2 separate regions of the Homo sapiens genome follow, and region 2 is linked to region 1. A link is an interaction called in ENCODE POLR2A ChIA-PET data of the cell type or tissue named here. Cell type or tissue: IMR-90. All regions are shown on one strand.

What was found. Peaks named below come from ENCODE experiments on the same cell type or tissue, not always from the same donor. Only the 100,000 strongest peaks of a DNase experiment are listed, where the experiment ranks them.
Region 2: POLR2A ChIA-PET joins it to region 1 with 7 read pairs; 5 of 35 experiments call an interaction of 5 or more read pairs at or near these places.

What each region holds. Positions count from the first base shown.
Region 1 is chr14:74,522,381-74,526,380 of GRCh38, forward strand. It overlaps LTBP2 (latent transforming growth factor beta binding protein 2), which reads right to left. Exons shown (of 36, transcript NM_000428.3): 14 at 3,695-3,734; 15 at 2,744-2,845; 16 at 410-538. Among named protein-coding and RNA genes, the nearest start is that of ISCA2, 31 kb to the left of the region's middle. RefSeq lists enhancers at 68-946, 1,408-2,347. In IMR-90, no CTCF peak of the experiment used is centred here; a DNase peak (open chromatin) is centred at 2,291; H3K27ac peaks cover 147 bases.
Region 2 is chr14:74,782,720-74,786,719 of GRCh38, forward strand. The region is part of intron 4 of YLPM1 (YLP motif containing 1); the gene reads left to right. Among named protein-coding and RNA genes, the nearest start is that of YLPM1, 21 kb to the left of the region's middle. In IMR-90, no CTCF peak of the experiment used is centred here; no DNase peak of the experiment used is centred here.

The DNA.
Region 1 (4,000 bases):
CACTTGATGATTTATCTTAGCCTCAGACCTCCCCCTACGGATGACCCTGGTGGAGACATTTGCAACTGGGGCAGTCCTGGGTGTGCTCTCCAGGCAGCAAAATGGCCAGTTTGAGGGGTGGGCTGATCTCAGAGAAGAGGGCTGCCAGGCACAGGCCAGGATGCATGCAATGGGCTGGCTTCTGTGCTCCTGGAGTCCTGGAGACTCATCGGATGGGGCTCACCGAGACTGGTCTTCCCCTGAAGGTTAAAGTTAGCTTAGTCCACAGGGACTGTGCTCCTCCTAAACTCATCAACCACCCAGCACTGCTTGGACCTTCTGCTTCTTCCTGGACTCTCAACTCGGCCTCTTAGCCCCTGCTCCCATCTACCCCAGCCGCCAAGTAAGCCCAGGGCACCCAAGTGAATACCTGTGCAGTAGGCCTGGCTGGGGTGCAGCTGGTAGCCAGGGCTGCAGACACATCTGTATCCATCGGGGAGGTTCACGCAGGTTCCAGGGCCACAGACGTTGGTGGCTCCAGCAGCGCATCTGTCAATGCCTGTGGGAGACAGAGCAAAACAGAGGTTATGGCAGGGTGGGTGCTGGACAAAGGCAGTGGAGCGGGGTGGGGACAGTCAGTGGCCAGGGTCTAGGGGCCTCAGAAGGCCAACCTTAGCCAGGCCCTCCCTCCCATACCCATGCACAGCTTGGCCTTGCATAAGACCCTAGGGGACCTCTGCCCAGCACCCCGAGCCCTACCCAGGATGGAGGTCATAGTAGGGCATCCCCCTCACCGAGATCTAATGGATAACCCATATTTCCAGCAAATTTCCAGCAAAACCCCTCCATCCTAGCCCCACCCCGAAAATGGGCCTGACTCCTACCCAGTGCCCAGCGCCATCCCTCCCTGCAACTCCTGCCCAGTTTTCCCTGGACAGACAGACAGACCTGGTGAGTAAGGTGCTTGGGGAAAACTGCCAGGGGAAAATGGGAGGGGTGGACTGGGGTCAGCTGAGCAGAGCCTTGAAAGCCACATTGAGACTGGCCTGTAACAAGGATTTTGTGAAAGGTGGGGGTGGGTCAGAGCAGTCCTAGAAAGGCCACTCAGGCAACGAGATGATGGATGAACTGGTAAGGGAGGTATAGTGGGTCCTTAAAACCTGTTGAAATAATTTAAATGAGGGTCTGCCTTGGGTGGTGGTGATGGGGTGAGAAGTGGGGAGACAGGTACAGAATTGAGAAATAGTTTGGAGGCAGACTCACTGGGACTCGGGGTTGAGGCTGTGTAGACAGCAGAGACTTTAGCTTTCTGAACGGTATCCCTAATACTAGAAAGGTACCTGGCACTTAGAACATGCCAAATGGATAAATGAATGAATGATGCTTCTGCATTTGTGTCCACCCTGAAGTCTTTGCCTGAAGCCCACATGCTCAGGGGTCCCTGCCCCGCCCCCATAGCTTGGGAGAAGCCGAAGACCCAAGGGAATGGGTTGGGGAATGGTCTGTACGTGGGTATACAGTGGGGCTTAACAGTCTGCCAGATTGTACTGAATTGAATGTGCACCCAAGGCTACCCTCTCCCCGGGCCTGGCTCTAAGTTTGTGTCAGCCTTGGGGGTTGTGGGGGCCCTCAGCTGGGTCCTAAATGTCTGCCCAGAGGGGTGAGGTTACAGAATGGCAGAGGAGAAGGGGGATAGGGCAAAAGGCTGAGGCTGGGGTTGCGGTGGGGACACTCATCCACATGCCAAGAGCTGCTGCTGAGCTTGGCCTGCCCCCTGCCCCCTGCCCCCTGCTTCCCATCCCTTCCTCCAGGTCCATTTTCCTTGTCAGAAATTCAGCACTCCTCTGCACACTCTGCCTGCTGAGCAGAGGCCAGAAGGGGATGCTCCCTGGAGCAGCGCTTTGAGCCCAGAGGAGAGAGGTCCCAGGAGAGGTCAGTGGGGTGTGCCTGGGAAGGCTGGACCCCTACTCCCCACTCTCTGGACTGTTCCACCAGGCGCAGGGGCTTTCCCTTTGCTGAAGGAAATCCAGAACCCCCTGACCACCCTCACCCCCAACACAAGGTGACTGGGTCTCTGGACCCAGTCGTAAGGTTAAGAGAGCAGGAGCCCCAGGAGCGGGCACACACGTGTACAGGGAGCAGCGGCAACAACACCCGCCTTGCTTCTCCTGCACCAAGTCCCCAGACAATGAGCCTTTAAGGAGGGCACATTCCAGAGCAAGGTGGATTTGCCAGGATCGCCCCCACACCCGCCCCTCGCCCCCATCACTGTAGCTGACCAGAGGGAGAGGAATGCAGGCTTGGTTAAACAACCTTGAGAAATAGAACCATGTTCCTTCCCGAAAATCAGCCCTCCCCGTGGGCAGGCAGCTGCTCGCTGCCAGGCACTCTGCTGACTCAGGGGAGTGGCCTGGAAGAGCCAGGATCCCAGTGGCCCTCACTCCCCATGCTCCCCTTCCTTGAGAGGGACCCCCAGATTCTCCTGGAAGACCCCTGGCTTCCTTCTCCCATGGTGTCCCTTCTCTTCCCCCTTCTGGGCTTGGGCAGTGCTCCAGGCAGGGCTCTTGTTTTCACAAGAGGGACCCTGTGTTCTTTGTAAGATGAGGCCAGGGGTGCACAGCCCAGCTGGGAGCCTGCTGGGGACTTTACCTAGTTGGAAAGGTGAGGGGGCATTCCATTCATGCCCCTGCCCTGGAGTTGGCTCTGGACAGACACAGCTCACAGGGCAGGGTGCAGGGAGCCCCAAAGGTCTGGCTGCAGCTACCTGGGGTGCTCAGGGTCACCAGCACATCAGTGGAGGGGGTCACTTGTTCTTCCTGTATCTCTGCAATCCCCTGTTCAGGCATTGGTGGGGTTGTGGCATTCCCTGTGGAGGAGAGAGGGGAAGAGGTGGGGTTGTGGCCCCTTGGCTGGCCATGGCCCTTCCCTCTTCCCTGGTGCTCAGACTCCCAAGAACGAAGGGTGAAGCCTGGGGTGGGTCACTCCCATGCCTTCCAGTCTCCTGAAAGTTGATCTGGCCCCACTTAGAGAATCTGAGAGCTCTAACAGGCGTTGGAGCACATCCAGTCTAATCCTCCATGTCAGGGCCAGGAGACTGAGGCTTGCAGAAATGGTCACTTGTCCAAGGCCAGTCAGCTTGTCGGAGGCACAGCTGACACCTGGGTTTCCTAATTCCCACTTCAACATTCTTTCACTTCTGCTTACAAAGCATTTCACAGCTTACAGAGCTCTGCCACAAATACCAACATCTTATTTGCTTTGAGAGTCTGCAAGACAGGCATCAGTGTCTTCTACCGTTTTACAAGAAGCATGAGCTCAGCCTTCCAATGTCTGAACCCAACACCAGTGACAGGCAAGTAGTGGTTTCAGGACAAGACCTCTTGGGGGAAAGAGTCTAGCGACCCAGCCAAACACCTGTTTCAGCTAGTGCTGTCTCTTTGTTCTGATTTATGTGCTAAGTGGTGCCATGAAATTTGCAAAGAGTTCTGTGGCTAGAAAACTATCTGTGAAGCGTCATGGGGTCTCTCGCTGACTTCACAGCACCTTAGGTGTATAGAGAGCTCCCAGAAACAGCACTCACAGGCCACGTCCTTCTCACCCTCCTCTGATGTGTGTGTGAGCGTGAACCAGCTCACACATAGTAACTCCACTCCTGATTAAGGGCTCTTTCCCTCCCTTCTCTTTTGCCTAGGAGCCGCCAGGAAGAGGGACTCACCTGTGACCCAGGCAGGTGCATGAGTGACACTGGTCGTGACCTGCACAGAAACAGGAGAAGGTCACTTTTGGCTCCTCTGCCGTACCTGTGATGTGCCACCTTCCACCACACTGACCCCCACCTCCGGGCTTCCTACCAGGAGCTCATTCATGTTTTCATTCATTCCAGGTATTGATGAGTTCTTACTCTATGCTGGGCATTCTGCCAGGCACTTTACACACACTCACTTCATTAACCTTCTCAACTATCTTATGATGGGAGGTTGAAATGATTAAATGAGCTGATATACATACTATGCCAGCTCAG
Region 2 (4,000 bases), 260 kb after region 1:
TAAGCCAATATTCTACTGGCTTGAGGCAGTGAAATTTAGCATAAGGTAAGTAGGACTTTTATTTTATCCATTCAGCAAATATTTAAGTTCCTGCTCTTGTACTTAGAGCAGTGAATATAGCAGAACACATAAAATTCCTGCCCCCATGGAGCTTACATCCTTTATATTTTCCCCAGTTAAGGAGATACTTCTGTTTATCCTGAACAACATATTTAGAAAGAAAAAAAATTGCTGGTGTGTAAGTTTTTTCTCTTTACCTTCTAAAAACTGTTAAATTCATTTTTTCCAAGTTTGTAAAAATAGATTTTTCTCCCCAAGTTGACCTAAATGATAACTTTTCTATGGAAATTATTATTATTTTTTGAGACAGGGTCTCGGTTTTTCACCCAGGCTAGTGTGCAGTGATAGAATTATGGCTCAGTGCAGCCTCTTCCTCCTGGGTTCAAGCAGTCCTCCCACCTCAGCCTCCCAGGTGGCTGGGACCAGAGGTGCGCACCAACACATCTGGCCAGTTTTTAAAAAATACTTCGTAGAGATGGGGATCTTCCTATGTTGACCAGGCTGGTCTCAAACTCCTGGGCTCAAGCGATCCTCCTGCCTTGGCCTCCCTGCCTGCCGTGGCCTCCCAAAGTGCTGGGATTACAGGTGTGAGCCACCACGCTCAGCCAGAAAAATACTTTAATCAGTTTTTTTCTCAGTTGGGAATTGTAGTAGAAATGGGTACTCCTTATACAAAATTCAAACATTACAGAAAAGTGTAGAAAAAAGTGAAAGTCACCTAATTCCACCATCTGGAGAGAATCATTTTAAAAATATATGTTGCAGAAATGGGATCATACTGAGTAGATTATCTTATAACTTATTTTTCCACCAATCTGCGTATTGCTTAGATTTTCATCTCAGTATCAGTGGATCTACATCATCATTTTTTTCAACCTCATTTTAACATTTGAAAACAAAATATATCTTTTATTCCCCAAGCTTATAATTCTGAAAGCAGTGTGGCACAAAACTCCATCCACAATCAAAGTTAAGAGAAAGGGCAATTAACATGAATTCCTCTGTGTACCAAGAAGCCTTGCTAGAGACTTTACACACATTATTATCTCATGGAAGTCTTCTCAACAACCTGTGAAGTAGGCAGATTATTCTCCATTTACTCTTAACAAAATGGCACTGAGAGGACTGCGTAACTTGCTCAGTCAGGATTATTTAGCAGAGTGAGTAGAACCCCAGAATAGGTACAGTTGAGTCTAGAGGGTCCCCAAAGCAAAAGTACTATTTAAGCTCTGTTTACTGCCATGATTCAAGCCTATACTGTCAGTGCTTATTTGGCATGTGTATCATCTTGATTTGAATTCGTTCTTAATCTCCTGGAATGAGCATTGCCTTTTAGATCTGGTAACTAATTTGCTATCAGAGAAGTACATTCTTAACACCTCATGAAACATACATTTCCTGCTCCCTTGATTTCCGTCATGTTAATATTTTCTCTCTTTGCCTACTAAATCTTGGCTGTGTGAATTTAGGACCTATTTTAAGTTTTGTCTTCAGAAGAAAATAACTTCTCAAGTTAATAATCTCTGTGCTGGGAGGATATTAGCAATTATCTAATATATCTGTCTACGGCAACGCACGTTTGTATTCCATTTCAGTTTGTCACAATGAGTCTTGCACATATCATCTTATTTATTCCTCTTAGTGATATCAGGAGGTAAATAAATACATAAGAAAAGCTGAGATTCAGAGAGGTTGTAAATACCTTGCCTCATATAACACAGCTAGTAAATGGTCAAGATGAGATTAGAATCCAAGGACTTCTGACCCACTTTAAGTCCATTGTACTTTCTGTGATGAGCAGTTGTATGCTTAACATTGGCATTGTGATTAGGAACACTGCCATATAAGGCATTGATTCTAGAAAGTTTGTTTTTTACATTGAACCTAAATGTGATTCTTTAACTTTTATCTGTTGATTCTAGATTTGCCTCTGGAGCAACACAGAATGAATTATCCTATGCCTCTTCTACAGCATGTCACTACAGTTATTTAAAAACTATTACCCTCATGTCTCCCTCACCCTACCTCACCCAGTTTGCTCTGCCAATCACAACTCAGATTCTTTTCATCTTAACATTGTTTCTAACCTCATCCTGCTGTACTGCTCACTGTCCTTTGAAGGGCCTTTAGTTTGTTAGTCTCCTTCAGAATGAACACTTACTTCAGATGCAGAGGAGCATGGGCCTAGTACCAACTTCATTATAAATAATGTGCTTATATTGTATAGCTTAACAAATTGCTTTTTTGTTTGTTTTTTTCAGCACTCTCACAGTGTTGACTCTTGTTGAACTTAACATCAATCTAGCTTCCCAGGTCTTTTTCACATTAGCTTTTATTAAGCCAAGTCTCTCTTATCCTGAACTTGTGTGGTTGGTTTTTTGTTTTTGTTTTTCTTGTTCCTTTTTCTAAGACTTTACATTTCTCTTTAGATTGTTTTCTAGTTAGGTTTGCACCATCATTTCAGTCTGCTGAAATCTTGGTCAATGATGATTATATTGTTTTAGGTATGTGATATCCCTCTTCAGCATTTTCATCTGCAGCTTTGATAAGGATGGCTTTTTAATCCTTGAATTGGATCCTACTCACATTATCCACCTTGTTTTGAAAACGTTTCCCCTAACTAGCTTATGTCATTGCCATTTCAGTCACCCCCTGCTGCTTTTGCTCACTCAGCCCTTATAGAGTATAGTTTGGGACTGTTACCCAGGCATAGTTCTTTTTCTCCAGTGTAACTAGGTAAAAAATCAGTGGGAAGCTGGTTAGTGAGTGAACAAGACTGAGGTAAGAATAATCTATACTATTAAGGAAACCTGTGAACTTCTTGTATTTCTAATTCAGATTTTGCTATCAAACATATAACTGATATGAGAAGCCACTTTTTTTAAATAATCAAAGCTGATTAGAAAAACAAGAGTTTAGAACACAACTAAACAAATTTACTGATAACATGCTGTTACAAATAAAGTACTGTAAATGGCTTTGAGTTTTTGCAAAATCCAGATTTAAGCTGCTTTATAAAAACGAGATTTCTAAAAAGTCATGTGACAAAACTGCATGACATGTAAATAACATATCACATTGTTGAGAGTCTAGGGGAGCTGTTTTGACACTGTGTATATCATTGGATTCACTCAGTCTTCCAGAAGACTACCGTTGGTCCAGAAAACTGTCATATCAATGGATGTTGGTTTTCCAGGACCTTTTTTTTCACATATAATAAAACTTATTGAAACGTAACAGAGAAGTGCACAATTTTAAGTGTTCAGCTTAGTGAATTTTCACAAAATAAAGACACACATTGGCCAGGTGCGGTTGCTCATGCCTGTAATCCCAGCACTTTGGGAGGCTGAGGGGGGAGCGGATCATGAGGTTAAGAGTTCGAGACCAGCCTGGTCAATATGGTGAAACCCCATCTCTACTAAAAAATACTAAAATTAGCTGGCATGGTAACATGCGCCTGTAGTCCCAGCTACTTGGGAGGCTGAGGCAGGAGAATTGCTTGAACCCGGGAGGCGGAGGTTGCAGTGAGCCAAGATCGTGCCACTCTACTCCATCCTGGGTGACAGAGTGAGACTCCGTCTCAAAAAAAAAAAAAAAAAAAAAGGCACACATGGTATCACTACTAGATCAAGAAATAGGAATTACTGGTGCCCAAGAAATCTCCCTCATCCCCCTCAGTTATTTTCTAATACCCCAAAGATAACTGCTATACTGAGCCATAGATTAGTTTTGCCTATTTTTGAACTTCATGTGAGTGAAATAATACTGTATGTACTCATGAGTCTGGCATCTTTCACTTGACATTGTATTATTGTGAGAGTCATCCATGTTGTGTGTAGTAGTAGTTTATTCCCGTTCCTGTACAATAGTTCATTGTATGAATATAACACAATCTGTTTATCCATTTTAATATTAATGGTCATTGAAGTTTTTTGGTTAT